Regions from separate parts of the Homo sapiens genome. Here region 2 is linked to region 1. Evidence: chromatin loops called from intact Hi-C (ENCODE). Cell type or tissue: transverse colon. All regions are shown on one strand. Links, peaks and the distances in the headings refer to the core of each region. The heading gives the core; the rest is flanking DNA.

The links. Peaks named below come from ENCODE experiments on the same cell type or tissue, not always from the same donor. Only the 100,000 strongest peaks of a DNase experiment are listed, where the experiment ranks them.
Region 2: it touches region 1 in a loop (12-fold over the local background); 1 of 110 quality-filtered maps calls a loop at or near these places.

Annotation. Positions count from the first base shown.
Region 1 is chr20:36,029,875-36,037,697 of GRCh38, forward strand. It overlaps CNBD2 (cyclic nucleotide binding domain containing 2), which reads left to right. Exons shown (of 12, transcript NM_001365709.1): 12 at 483-826. The coding sequence ends at 774. Among named protein-coding and RNA genes, the nearest start is that of NORAD, 17 kb to the right of the region's middle. In transverse colon, for the core only: no CTCF peak of the experiment used is centred there; no DNase peak of the experiment used is centred there.
Region 2 is chr20:35,962,989-35,970,811 of GRCh38, forward strand. It overlaps CNBD2 (cyclic nucleotide binding domain containing 2), which reads left to right and starts at 5,602. Exons shown (of 12, transcript NM_001365709.1): 1 at 5,602-5,825. The coding sequence starts at 5,775. It also overlaps the pseudogene LOC124904982. In transverse colon, for the core only: no CTCF peak of the experiment used is centred there; a DNase peak (open chromatin) is centred at 4,123.

The DNA of each region.
Region 1 (7,823 bases), core at 909-5,908:
GAGGTGAGGGGGAGGGCAGAGCCAGACCACCATGGCCAGTCCAAGGCAGCCACCAGTCTACCTCCTGTCTCTACAGACCTGCCTGTGCTGGACATCTCACGTAAACCGAATCATGTAATATGTATATACCACACTTTATCCATTTATCAATATAAAATGATTAAGGAGCTATTTTACTTTCTAAGTTCTGTGTTCTAAGTCTGTGAAATCTGGTGTGTATTTTACACTCACAGCACATCTCTATTTCAGACTGGCTGCATTTCAGGTACTCAGTAGCTACAGGTGGCCCATTGCTACTACATGAGACAGCACAGGCCTAAGGGAAGAAAACTGTGGAAAGGGAAAGGGTGCAGAAGGAGAGTCTGGGAGGGTCAGAGAAGCAGAATGAAGCGCCACATGCTTAGGGAGGGGAGAGTGGCAGGAGGCAAGGCTGGAGGGGCGGGACTGGCATGAGAACCTCGGCTTCTGTGCCTGCCCTTTAGTGATGAAGATATGTGCCAGAAGTTCCTCCAGCAGAACAGCTGGAATATCTTTCGGAAGGACCTGTTGCAGCTGCTCGTGGAGCCTTGCCAAAGTCAACTGTTCACTCCAAACCGGCCCAAGAAGAGAGAGATCTACAACCCTAAGTCTGTGGTCCTGGATTTGTGCAGCATCAACAAGACGACTAAACCTCGTTATCCTATTTTTATGGCACCCCAGAAATACCTCCCCCCATTGAGGATTGTCCAAGCCATCAAAGCACCTCGGTACAAAATCCGAGAACTCTTGGCTTAGTGTAAGAGCACAGGGGTCCTTATTTAGGACAAATAAAGGATGGTGGATTGGGCGCTGTGCTTTCTGAATGACCACCATGGGAGCTGTGGGACTTGGAGGAAGGGGGCCTGGAGGGCTGAGCTGTGGGTCCACAGAGGTGTTTGGGGGACAGCAATGGGGGCACAGTCTCCCTTGATGCTTGAGGGCTGGGCTGAGTGAATGGATGGTCAGAGGCTGTGTGTGGACGGGTTAATCATTGGGCATAGGTTCAGGGTAGGAGGGTCTTGTCTGATAAGCTGGATGTGGGGGAGGCTCAAATCAAAGTGGTCAAGACTAGGGTTGCAAATGCCTTCCAAGGCCACACAGGTCATCTAAAGGAGGGCAGCAGAAGGGCTGGGAAGGCAACGGGGAATGGTGGAGATGCTGGGGCCCACTGTGTAAGTTCCCCATCCAGATGGGGCAGCTGCCCCTTAGCCCAGTCAGTTGCTGCCCTGTCAGAAAATAATTCGGGCCTCATATCGTCAGTCTGTAGATTCTTCAAGAGAATCAAGAAATTCAATATTTTAGATGATTCCTACCAGTTTTTAAACATGAGCAACTAATTCAGATTGTTTTCAAATAGTGTCAAACAAAACACACATGGGCCTGCAGGTGGTGGGCTGGGTCCCTGTCAGAGAGTGGAAGTGAGGCTGCGACTGATTGGGAGGAGGGTACAGGAGCCAGAGAGACGCTGATGGGACAGCATGACAGGAGCAGGCATCAGGTCCAGGATGAGGAGTGAGTAGCTGTGATAGAGGAGGTGGAGACAAGGAGGCTGCAGAGTCTGAACGAAAGAGGGCTCCTCACTCTCTCTGCTGGGTCTTTAATCTGGAGCTGCCCAACACTGATCTGGGCCTACAACTCAGGGTTCCTGTCTCCAGCAGCCTCAGCACCACAGACCAAGCTCCAGACACCTCTTTCCCTTCGAGAACCCCATAGGTTAGCCTGAGAGCACTGAGGAGCCTGGCGGAGGCCATGGCGGCACAGGAGCCTGCCCGCTTCCAAGTCCCCCACCCTGTCCCTGGCAAGGCATAGACTCTGAGGAATGCCTGGGCGTTGAGCTGGGCACCAGGAGCTCTGGCAGTCCCAGGTGTGCTTGTGTCTCACTGGACCCTCTTGAGCACTTTGATTCCCTTATCTGTACCTCAGTTTCCCCAGTGGTGAAATGAGCAAGTTGGACAAGATCAATGGCTTTCATGAATGGGGGTGATCTAGTTTGAAAAGCATATTCAACATTATAGTTTTGTTTGTTGAATTTATTTTTTATTTTGAGACAGGGTCTTGCTCTGTTGCCCAGGCTGCAGTGCAGTGGCACGATCATAGCTCACTGCAGCCTCGAACTCTTGGGCTCAAGCAATCCTCCTGCCTTAGCCTCCAAAGTAGCTGGGAGTACAGGTATGCACCATCACGTAGGGCTAATTAAAAATTTTTTTTTGTAGGGACAGGGTCTTACTGAATTGCTCAGGCTGGTCTCAAACTCCTGGCCTAAAGTGATCCTCTCACCTTGGCCTCCCAAAGTGCTGAGATTTCAGGTATGAGCCTGATACGATTTGGCTGTGTCCCCACCCAAAATCTTATCTTGAATTGTAATAATCCCCATGTGTGAAGGGCAGGACCGGGTGGAGATAATTGAATCATGGGGGCAGTTTCCCCATACTGTTCTCATGATAGTGAGTGAGTTCTCACGAGATCTGATGGTTTTATAAGGGGCTTTCCCCTTCGCTCAGCTCTCATTCTCTCTCCTGCTGCCATGTGAAGAAGGATTTGTTTGTTTCCCCTTCTGCCACGATTCTAAGTTTCCTGAGGCCTTCCCAGCCATGCGAAACTGTGAGTCAATTAAACCTCTTTTCTTTATAAACTACCCAGTCTCAGGTATGTCTTTATTAGCAATGTGAGGACAAACTCATACAGAGCCACTACACTGGAACTCTGTTGAATTTAAAAGAAAGCCGTTTTCATATTGCATACCAGAAAAGAAGTATGAAATTTTTCTCTCTGAAGGGGGTGTGGACGTAAAGGGTAAAGAAGCAGTGGACTTACAGATCTTCACTTCCCTGATAGCTCCAGAATCAAGGAGTCAGGGATATCTGCAGCAGTCCTGGAAAGGTTGACTGTGACCTACAAGGACAAGGGGTCACTGTTTTGGGACCAAGTAAGTTGGGGTGTCTGACCATATTTAGGTATCCTTTTGCATTTAGGGCTGTGGCTCCAAGATGATGGTGTGGGCTTCTTATTCATCCATTTGAAATTTATTTATTTATTTATTTATTTTTGGAGAGAGTCTTGCTTTGTCGCCCAGGCTGGAGCACAGTGGTGCAATCTCAGCTCACTGCAACCTTCCGGATTCAAGCGATTCTCGTGTCTCAGGCTCTCAAGTAGCTGGGACTACAGGTGTGTGACATCAGGCCTGGCTACAGACCTGGCTAATTTTTTGTATTTTTAGTAGAGATGGGGTTTTGCTGTGTTGCCCAGGCTAGTCTCAAACTCCTGAGCTCAGGCAATCCACCTGTCTTGGTACTTCCAAAGTGCTAGGATTATAGGCGTGAGCCACTGTGCCCAGCCTTGAAATTTATTTATTGAGCACTGCAGAGAGAGTCAAAGGTTGGATAAGATGCATTTTCTGTTGCCTTTTATTTTCTTGGCTAGGGGTCACCAAACTCCTTTTAAATTTTATGTTTTTAAATTTATTTTTGAGACAGGGTCTGTCTCTGTCACCCAGGCTAGAATGCAATGGCATGATCATAGCTCACTACAGCCTCAAACTCCTGGGCTCAAGCGATCATCCTGCTTCAGCCTCTTAAGTAGCTGGGATTACAGGTGTGCACTACCATGCCCGACTAATTTTTTTTTTTTTTTTTTTTTTTTTTGTAGAGGCAGGGCCTTGCTGTTCTGTTCAGATTAGTATCAAACTCCTGGCCTCAAGTGATCCTCCTGCCTCAGCCTCCCAAAATGCCAGGATTACAGGTGTGAACCACTATGCCCAGCCCAAACTCTTTATGTAAGGGGTCACATGTTGAGCACTTATTACGTGACAGTCACCTTGCTGAGCATCTGACTGTGGAGTTCAGTGACCTGCAGGCTCTGCCACTTAATGGCTGTTGAGGATTAAAAGAGGTGGTATGTGTATAACAAGGTGGAAGATTTTTTTCACCAAGATCTCTGGGTCCTGCTTCCTGGGAAATAAGAAAATGCGGCCAGGCACGGTGGCTCACGCCTGTAATCCCAGCACTTTGGGAGGCCGAGGTGGGCGGATCACGAGGTCAGGAGATCAAGACCATCCTGGCTAACATGGTGAAACCCCGCCTCTACTAAAAATACAAAAAATTAGCTGGGCGTGGTGGCGGGCGCCTGTAGTTCCAGCTACTTGGGAGGCTGAGGCAGGAGAATGGCGTGAACCTGGGAGGTGGAGCTTGCACTGATCCGAGATTGCACCACTGCACTCCAGCCTGGGCGATGAGTGAGACTCCGTCTCAAAAAAAAAAAAAAGAAAAAGAAAATGCTTCCAGAATAACAGGCAGAACATGTTTTTTAGGGCAGTAATGGGTGAGAAAATAGCCTGGAAGAGCAACTGAGGATGAGGGTACTGAGAAGGGAGAGAGACTCTGGGCTGGGCTTCAGGAGGTCTTGAGGGGAGCTGAGGAAGAGCAAAGTTCCTGAAGCCACTATGTGACAAAAGAACTTGAGAAGGAGAAATGTCTGAAGAGGACTTCAAGGAGTCCTCTGTGCTTTTCTGTGCATTGAGAATGTGTCCCTCTTTGGCATTTGTTTGAGAAACCAAGTGAACATTTGAATAGAATTATAGAATTAGGCAGTACTGCTGTCTCTTTGAATCCAGTAACCAAGCAGGGAGTGGGCAGCAAGAGATGCTTATTATATTCAGCATATGGTGTAAAGTCCCTGGCATGGTAAGTGCTCAGCACTCGCTAAGTGTCATTCACGTCTTTTAGACCAAGGTCAATTTGATCATCTAGAAACTCTCTTCCCCCTTCAGTGGAATAGGAAACTGAGACTTTGGAAGTCTGAGCCCTCATAATCAGTGATAAAGGCCATCACTGAGTGGATTGGGGTAGGAGGAGCCTGAATGACTTCTCGCCTAACCCCCACACTCTTATCTAGGTGAAGGAGCTCATGGGAACATGAACGGGCAGCCTCTCAGGGGAGAGTGGAGACAGGGCAGCAAACCATACCAAGCACTGTGTGGGGGGGGTACTGTTTGGAAAAAGAATGAGTGGGACAGTGAGGGGAATGTAGGGCAGGGGGAGGTGGGACTTGTGTGTGAGCCTAGCTTCCAGGCTGTGAGCTGCAGAATGAGCGCCGGTTCTCAAGGTTCCCTTTCCCCAGCACACACACACACACATATACATACACACATATATACACACATACACATGCATACACACATATACACATACACATATACACACATACACATATATACACACATATACATAAATACACATATACACACACGACACACATACACATACACACATACACATACACACATACATACATACACATGCAATAACATGGGATCAGATTCAGGCAGGATACTGGGTGTGCTGGCTCACGCCTGTAATCCTAGCACTTTGGGAGGCTGAGGCAGGAGTTCAAGACCAGCCTGGGAAACATAGTGAGACCCTGTCACTACAAAAAATACAAAAATTAGCCATCCATGGTGGTGCATGCCTGTAGTCCAAGCTACTTAAGGGAGCTGAGGTGGGAGGATTACTTGAGCCGAAGAGGTCAAGGCTGCAGTGAGCCATGATCATGCCACTGTACTCCAGCCTGGGTGACAGAGTGAAACTCTCTCTCAAAAAAAAGGGAAAAGAAAGAAAAAAGAATCAGGCAGTGGGCAGTGGAAGACATGACATGAGCATTTACCTGGGAGAGGAGTTCACTCAGAAGGAGTAAATATGATACCCCCTGGCACAAGTGTTTGGAACAAATGACATTTTCAGTGCTGCAGAGGTCCTCACTGCCACCTAGGCACAGATCCAAGGGTCCCGGAAGCCCGGGGTGATCTGCCATGCCTAAGAAGCCAGGGAGAGGGCCCCAGGCTCAGGTATGGAGTACCTGGTGTGTGCCAGGCATTATGTGAGGCACTCTACAGAGGCCATCACTTACTCTGAAACTATTTCCTGGCAGCTAACTGGATGGCAGCATCCATTTGAGAGATGAGGAGCCTGAGGCCCCGAAGGCAAAGCTCACTCAGCTACCAGGTGGTGGTTCCAGAAAATCCAGGAAAACCACAGCCCAGCACCCTCCTAGTTAATCAGCATTGAAGTGTGTGGACAGTTACACCACCGTTACTCATCTATCCCAAATGAGCCACCTATTTTCAAAAAAGGAAGTCTGCACACACAGCCCTGAAACTGTGCTGGGGAGAATATAATTGCCCTCTGGAATTATTTTCCATATGTAAATAAGCATAGTCATACTTAGAGAGGCAAGCCCAAGCTGCTTGAGCCAAAAATATAGCCCCTAGTGCTAAAAGCTTCCACTGTTTGGGGGAAAAATAAAAAAAACCCACTTGAAAAATAAACACAGGACACATTACCAGCGTTTGTTATAGGTAGTGTTTAAGGTCCCAACTTGGGGTTGGAAGAAAGGCATTGTTTAAATCTTCTATTCCGGTGGGGCGCGGTGGCTCATGCCTGTAATCCCAGCACTTTGGGAGGCTGAGGTGGGCGGATCACAAGGTCAGGAGTGCGAGACCAGCCTGGCCAACATGGTGAAACCGCATCTCTATTAAAATATAAAAAAAAATTAGCTGGTGTGGTGGCGGGCACCTGTAACCCCAGCTACTCGGGGGACTGAGGCAGGAGAATCGCTTGAACCCAGGAGGCAGAGGTTGCAGTGAGCCAAGATTGCGCCACTGCACCCCAGCCTGGGCGACAAGAGCAAGACTCCATCTCAAAAAAAAAAAAAAAAAGAAAAGAAAAGAAAAAAAAAAAGAAAAAAGAAAAGTCTTCTATTCCTTTCATATAACTCCTAGGAAAGTCTTACCTTCCAGTTAAGGGGTGAAATGGGTCACTTTGCTCATCTGCAAGGCTACATCATAGGGAAATACTTTCAGGGCAGTACACGTACAGGCCATTTTACCATGATGCCTTTCTACTGCTGGGGGATTTATGGGGCTTAACTGCAAGGGTGCTGAGTTGCTGAATTTGTAATCACTGGTCCAGAGCAAACAATGAGGATGAGTAGCAGTTTCTAGGTGGCTGATAAGCAGGATCAAAGCATAAACAAAGGTTTTTCATGGCTGCTGCCAAACTGTGGGCCTTGGGGACAGACACTGGAGGGCTGGGGCAGTGAGAGGTAGCAGAGTTCAGATGTGTGCTGTGTGACTCTCCGCCAGGCTCCATCCCTTTCCTGAGCTTCATGCCTAGCATCTGTGCAATTCCAGGGGTCCAGCGGGTGTTCTGCACACATAGCCCCCACCCCAGGGGCTGAGCAGGGCCCCACCCGCCTCTCTTGTTTTGTCCTCACCTATCTCGTACTTCCAAAACCACCCACCCCCAACAGAAAGTCAGGATCAAGAAAGTGGATTATTGAGGCTGGGCGCAGTGCTTATGCCTGTAATCCCAGCACTTTGGGAGGCCGAGGTGTGCAGATCACCTGAGGTCGGGAGTTCAAGGCCAGCCTGACCAACATGGAGAAACCCTGTCTCTACTAAAAATACAAAAATTAACCGGGCGTGGTGGCACATGCCTGTAATCCCAGCTACTCGGGAGGCTGAGGCAGGAGAATCACTTGAACCCGGGAGGTGGAGGTTGTGGTGAGTCGAGATTGTGCCATTGCACTACAGCCTGGGCAACAAGAGCCAAACTCCGTCTCAAAAAAAAAAAAAAAGAAAAAGAAAATGGATTATTGAACCCCATGGTGGCATGTGAAAATGAACTGTGGGAGAGATAATAGTATTTATTTATTTATTTGTTATGTTTTCCCAGATAGGGTCTCACTCTGTCTACTCTGGAGTGCAGTGGTGCAATCACGGTTCATTGCAGCCTTGACCTCCTGGGCTTAAG
Region 2 (7,823 bases), core at 1,157-6,156, 67 kb before region 1:
TCTTTTTAGGTGGTGGTAGTGGTGAGAGACCTCTTTTACAGCTTCTCTACTTCTATGACAATTAATCTATTTAGGCTGGGCGTGGTGGCTCACATCTCTAATCCCAGCACTTTAAGAGGCTGAAGTGGGAGGACTGCTTGAGCCCAGGAGTTCAAGACCAGCCTGGGCAACGTAGTGAGACCAGATCTCTACAAATTAAAAAATTAGTCAGTCATGGTGGTGCACACCTGTGGTCCCAACTACTTGGAGGCTGAGGTGAGAGGATCACCTGAGTCTGGGAAGGTAGAGGCTGCAGTGAGCTGTGATCATGCCACTGCACTCTGGCCTAGGGCATAGAGTGAGACCTTGTCTCCAAATTAAAAAAAAAAAAAAGGAAATAAAATCAGAAAATTAGTCTACTTAAATGGTTTCGGCCGGTCACGGTGGCGGATCACTTGAGGTCAGGAGTTCGAGACCAGCCTGGCCAACATGGTGAAACCCTGTCTTTACTAAAAATACAAAAATTAGCCAGGCACGATGGTGGGTGCCTGTAATCCCAGCTACTCAGGAGGCTGACGCAGGAGAATCGCTTGAACCCAGGAGGCAGAGGTTGCAGTAAGCCAGGGTCGTGCCACTGCACTCCAGCCTGGGCAAAAGAGAGACTCTGTCTCAAAAATAAATAAATAAATAAATAAATAGTTTCTATTGGGGTCACTTTGGTAAATTATTTTTTCCTAAAAGATTATTCATAAAAATCTAGTATTTAAGTGTTAAAAGACTCATTCAAATTCCTAAAAATAACCTCTGTTGAAACATGTCAGTAGGCTAGCTATGGGCGGTGAACTGCCATTTTGCAACCACTAAATAGAGAATTTTTGACCTGAAAGAGGCCCTATGGATCCATACTGGGGGTTGCAAACAGGTAACATGCCTGGCAGATGACTTAATTGTGTGAGGTGAAGACTTTGGTGAATTACAGAGCCAATACCTCAACTAAAGACAAGCAAGTTAATTTTGAGCAATATTTAAACCAAAACACTATGCAGGTCAAATAAAACAGTCTGCAAGTTCACTTGGCACATCACGTGCCATAGCTAGTTTATGGCCTCTGCCAGCCCAGCCTCCTTCCTCATAACCACACCTCCTGAGCATCTCACGTTTTAGCTATGTCTCATGCTCCCTGAACAGACCCTGCTCTTTCTTCATATATCTTTTTTTCTTTTTTTTTTTGAGATGGAGTTTTGCTCTTGTTGCCCAGGCTGGAGTGCAGTGGTGTGATCTCGGCTCACCACAACTTCCGCCTCCTGGGTTCAAGCGATTCTCCTGTCTCGGCCTCCCTAATAGCTGGGATTACAGGCCCGCGCCACCATGCCCGGCTAATTTTGTATTTTTAGTAGAGATGGGGTTTCTCCATGTTGGTCAGGTTGGTCTCAAACTCCCAACCACAGAGTCTATCTCTGTCACCCAGGCTGGAATGCAGTGGCTCAATCTTGGCTCACTGCAGCCTCTGCCTCCTGGGTTCAAGTGATTCACCTGCCTCAGCCTCCCGAGTAGCTGGGACTACAGGCGCCTGCCACCACGCCCGGCTATTTTTTTTTTTTGTATTTTTAGTAGAGATGGGGTTTCACCATGTTAGCCAGGATGGTCTCGATCTCCTGACCTCGTGATCCACCCACCTCAGCCTCCCAAAGTGCTGGGATTATAGGCGTGAGCCACTGCACCCAACCACCTCTTCATATATCTTTTTTTTTTAAGAGACGGAGTCTCACTCTGTTGCCAGGCTGGAGTGCAGTGCCATGATCTCGACTCACTGCAACCTCTGCCTCCCAGGTTCAAACAATTCTCCTGCCTCAGCCTCCCAAGTAGCTGGGACTACAGGTTCCCGCTATAAAGCCCAGCTAATTTTTGTATTTTTAGTAGAGACAGGGTTTCATCATGTTGGCCAGGATGATCTCAATCTCTTGACCTCGTGATCTGTCCACCTTGGTCTCCCAAAGTGCTGGGATTACATACGTGAGCCACCATGCCCGGCCTCATATATCTTTCATAGCTTTATTATAGCAAGACTTTCTCTGAGGATTTTACTTCCCCACCATATTGTGAACTCCTGGTAAGCAGGGACCACATCTTATTCACCTTCATATGCTTTGTAAGCATTTGTTGTATAGCTTTTATAATCAGCAAAACAATAAGAATCTTCTCTCTCCCTCTCTCTCTTTTTTTTTTTTTTTTTGAGACGGAGTCTCATTCTGTCACCTAGGCTTGAGTGGTGCAATCTTGGCTCACTGCAACCTGCGCCTCCCAGGCTCAGATGATGCTCCCGCCTCAGCCTCCCGAGTAGCTGGGATTACAGGTGCATGCCACCACACTGGGCTAGTTTTTGTATTTTTAGTAGATACTGGGTTTCACCATGTTGGACGAGCTGGCCTTGAGCTCCTGACCTCAGGTGATCCACCCGCATCAGCCTCCCAAAGTGTTGGGATTGCAGGCATGAGCCACCGCGCTTGGCCGAATCTTCTCATAAATTGTTTGTGGAATTGAATCGAACTCCATTTTATACATTATGAAAATGAGGCCCCAAGTAGTTAAGTGACTTACCTAAGATCACATAGGAATAGGACCAGTGCTCTTTTTGGCATTCTACCCTGTAATAGTTACAGTTATAAAATCAGGAACTGTAAGAGAAATGAAACTTTCTTAGTTTCTAGAACTGACTTAAATGTGTGACTCTGAATCCCCAGCCCACCTCCTTGCAGATAATTGAATTTAGGATGTCTTCAGGTAAATTGAGATCCAATCCAGTAATTTTGAGTGGATATAATTTCAGGCTTATTGATTCATCTTGGGCCCATTCATAGCTCTCCAAACTTCCTGCTTCTTCTTCCCCAAAGCTGATCTAATTCCTAGAGAAATTGTACAACCACAGCTGGCAAGAGGTGAGGTTGGCAGTAAACATTTTTGGGGTCTCATCAGGTCGTACTGGCATCATCTGATGCCCCTTGTGAGCCTGGATACTTTCCTTGTCACTCTTGGATCCTCAGGCAGTTCAGAGGACTGACGGGACACCCTTCCTGCCTATAGCCATCTCCTACCATCTCTCTTGCTTTCTCCAGGCCCAGTTGTTTCTTTCAGAAGCCCCCTACACTTTTGAAGGGGATCCTCTTATATTTCCTTCCTTAAGACTAGGTTTGCAGTGGGGGAGGCAAAAACTCCATACCTCATCTCTCTGTCTCTCTTTCTAAAACTTTCTCTTCTTTCTCTCTCTGAATTCTTTACATCTTTTCTCATGGTATGGGGGAAAAACCAGTTTTGTCCCTTCTCACCTCTGTGTGTGATTACTGTCCCACCCCAAGAGTGGCCTTTGTCTTTCTTCTCAGCTGTCCAGCCATCTTTGCTGAACTCAGTGTCCTTCTGTCTACCTATCAGTTGGAGGAGAGTTAACAGATATACCCCACGGGATAGGAATGGCAGAGCAGGTGATGCTTGAAATCACAGTTTTCTACTGAGGATCCTGGTGCAAGAGCAAATTGAGATACTCAATTGTCATCTTTAATAGAAAAAAGCACTTTAGAGCCTATATTTTTCTATATCTTTAGAAGGACTCCAGAGATTTGAGTTCTAGTCACCAAGTTCCATTCAATATTTGACACTTGATTTGGGTGAGGTCTTCTGTTTTGCTGAGTTTTTTTTTTATTGTCCTGATTTAACCAGACTTATGGGACAGTACTATGCACCCACGTTCCAGGGCCTCCAAGTTCTAAGTCTCAGAGTGGTCCCTGGGCTAAGGTGCTGGATGAACCTACTCCCAGCCTAGAAGCCTCCCGCTGTAACAAAGTACACCCATTTTTCTATGAGATAGAGAATGAGTTATCTTTTTAAATCATCTTTTTCTTCTTTCTCTTTTGTGTTTTTCTTCTGTTCCCCACTTCCTACTTAGCTGATTAGAAATGCAGTTATAACCTTTTGCTTTCCCTTCACCAGACACTCCTAGAGCAAGTGTATCTGTGTGCTTACTTAAAAGCTCCAGAGTAGAAACCTCTCCCACCAGATTGCCTTGAGAGACAATAGTCAATTTACAACCAAAAGTATGCCTGCCAGGAAACTCTGCCCCACCTGGAGAGTATCTCGAGACAAGGCCACTTTACAACCTAGTTCTGCCCAAGATGGTGGCAGCTCGACCAGGCGGTAGATAAGGCACCAAAGTGAGTCATGGAGACTCCCACCTGCTCATTCCCTCCTCTGCATGCCATTTATGCCAATTCCCCCTCCCGCTTTTTTTTTTTTTTTTTTTTTTTTTTTTGAGACAGAGTCTTGCTCTGTCGTTCAGGCTGGAGTGCAGTGGCACAATCTTGGCTGACTGCAACCTCTGCCTCCCGGGTTCAAGTGATCCTCCCACCTCAGCCTCCCGAGTAGCTGGGATTATAGGTGCCCACCACCTCACCCGGCTAATTTTTTTGTATTTTTAGTAGGGATGGGGTTTCACCACATTGGCCAGGCTGGACCAGACCTTGCTTCTGTTAATTGGATGCTACAAATGGAGAGCAAGTGTACCTGACATTTAGCTACACTGCTTTCTTAAAAAAAAAAAAAAAAAAAAGGCCCTGGCCAGGAGTGGTGGTTTATGCCTGTAATCCCGGCACTTTGGGAGGCTGAGGTGGGTGGATCACTTGAGGTCAGGAGCTTGAGACCAGCCTGGGCAACGTGGTGAAAGCCTGTCTTTACTAAAAATACAAAAATCAGCCGGGCATGGTGGCACACGCCTGTAATCCTAGCTACTTGGGCGGCTGAGGCAGGAGAATCACTTGAATTTGGGAGGCAGAGGTTGCAGTGAGCTGAGATTGGGCCACTGCACTCCATCCTGGGAACAAAGTGAGACAGTGTCTCAAAAAACAAAAAAGCCCTATCTTTGCAGGACAGGTGAGCCCCCAAATTGAGACTTAGCTTAGGAGAGTTCTTGGCTTTGCCCAAGGAAGGAATTCAAGGGTGAGCCAGTGGTGTTAGACAGCAATCTTTTATTGAATAGTGCTTCTCCTTGTGGGGCAGGGCTAACTCATGGGCAATGAATCCGGAGTCGATACCCAGTGTATGAGATGTTGGCAACTGTATTTATGCTCATCTCTAATCCCTTCTCAGCCTTTTGGCTGAGATCAAGTGTAGTATACGCATTCCTACCCACTTTCAATCACATGCAAATTAAGGGGCAGGCTAATGCAAATTAAGGGGCAGGTTAATGCAAATTAAGGAGTGGGTTTTTAGAGTTTTCTAGGAAAGAGGTAGCAACTTCCTGGTCATTGCCAAGACATTTGTACACTGTCATGGCACTGGTAGGAGTGTCTTATGTTAATGAGGGATGGGGACAGCTAGGGGGTCCTAGATCCTGTTTTGGTCAGCAGGGTTGTGCCATTCTCCTGTCTCACCAGGACTCTGGCAGCCATTTAGCTACTTTGAGCCCCAGTCTCCTATGTATGGAGTTGAGTAAAAGTTTGGGTGGTTGTGAGGATTAGCTGAGATAATGCCTGTGAGTATCCCATAAATGTTAGACTCCCACATTCCAATCCCTGTGTCCCCTGCCTCCAGAATCTTTCATTGTGACCTTAGGAGATTCTGAGAATGATTTTTCTCAGAGCAGGGCTTCCAGTAGCTGATGGTATGGTAGGAGGAGTGGAGTGGAGCTCTTGCCTTGTTACTGAGGAAATCTATTTGTTTCTAGTATTACTGGATTTTTGGGGAAAAATTTGTAGTCCTCCCCTTGAAAGGCAAAGGGGCTAGTTGTGCCATTTGCCTGCACAGGAACCATGAGGAGACATATGGTAACTTATGCCTGGCAGCTCCTGAAGAAGGAACTGGTGAGGAGGGGCAAGGGCCCTGGGAGGGAAGAGCAGAAGACTGAACAGACAGGTGTTTTGAGGAAGGTCGATGCAGGTGTAGGAGGGGTCTTGGATGAATGGTGGCCATCCTGTACCTTTTGGAGTCACAGCATGGCACAAAGGAGGGACCCCTGCCCTGTAGCCTACCAGCCCCCCACACTGGGCAAGCCATAAGCCACACTCAGAGCCACTGAGTCCTGTTCTGTACCCACTCTTCCTGCTATTATGAGATCCAGAGAGAACGAGGGAGGATAGAGTCAGGGTAGCAACATTGAGTCATAGGTTAAGCTTGTGAACTCTGGAGCCAGACTACCTAGGTTTAAATCCCTATCACCTATTAGTCATGTGACCCCAGGCAAGTTGCTTGGTTTGCTGTGCCTTTATTTTCTCCTCTGTAAAGTGAGATGATAATACTAGTACCTACTGCATAAATTTACTGATTAAATGATTTACATATCAGAATAGTGCTTTGGATAATGCCTGACAATAGTAAATTGTACTCAGTAAGTATTAATTTTATTCATAAAGTACCTTTCCCCATATTTCCATAGATATCTAATTTTTAAGAAATAGAACATTACAGGTGTAGGGAAAGCTCTTTACCATCCCATGCCCCTTTATTTCTCTTTAATAGTAACCACTTTCCTGAAGTTGGTGTCACCCTTCCTGTTTATATTTTTATATATTATCACATGTGTATGTATCCATAAACAATATATAGTATGTGGCACACTGTTTAAAAATGATACCATAAATAGCATCATAGTTCTTTTTTCCCACTCAAAATCATTTCAGCTTTATCCACATTGACACACACAGACTTAGTGCTGTGTTCAATCCTGTGACTGAACCATAATGTATTGATCCCTTCGATCCCTACTAATGAACATTTGTTTTCAGCCATTCACTGTTACACACAATGTTGCCATGATTACCCTCATGGCTATCCCCTTGTACATGTATGTTTCTCTGAAGAGGACATATAAAGTACATACAATTCTTCCATTGTGAAGTACACACATCCTCAACTTTATATAATGTTGCCAAATTGCTCTTCAACATGGTTGTACCATGTTTCCCAGTTCCCAGTGATAAGTGCAAAATAGTATCATGTTATTACTTTAATTTCCATTTCCATTATTTCTAGCAATGTTAAAAATGGTTTCACAATTTGGCTGGGGCATGAAGGCTCATGCCTGTAATCCCAGCACTTTGGGAGGCTGAGGTGGAAGGATCACTTGAAGCCAGAGTTGGAAACCAGCCTGGGCAACAAAGTGAAACCCCCTCTTTACAAACAATGTAAATATAAATACAAATGAATAAAAACAATATTTTCACAATTTATAGGTAATTTGAACTTTCCCTTTGAATTACCTTTGCTCATTTTGCTATTGGGTTATTTGTATTTTTCTTTTGATTTGTAGGATTACAAAAAATAAATTTTGGATCGTAATCCTTTGTTGATTATATGCATAGTAAGTATATTTTTCCAGTCTGTAGTTCGTTGTCTCACTTTGTTTATGATACACTTTAAAAAGAACATTCTCTTTTTTCCTTTGTTTGTTTTTATTTATTTTTTTGAGACAGAGTCTCACTCTGTTGCCCAGGCTGGAGTGCAGTGGCGCAATTTCAGCTCACTGCAACCTCCACCTCCCAGGTTCAAGTGCTCCTGGTGCCTCAGCCTCCTGAGTAGCTGGGATTACAGGCGCCCACCACCACGCCCGGCTAATTTTTGTTTTTTTTAGTGCAGATGGGATTTCACCATGTTGGCCAGACTAGTCTCAAACTCCTGGTCTCAAGTGATCAGCCCACCTTGGCCTCCCAAAGTGCTAGGATTGCAGGCATGAGCCATTGTGCCAGAGCTGTTTGTTTGTTTGTTTGTTTCATTTTGTTGTTGTTGTTACAGGGTCTTGCTCTGTTACCCAGGTTGGAGTGCAGTGGCACGATCATAGCTCATTGCAACCTTGAACTCCTGGG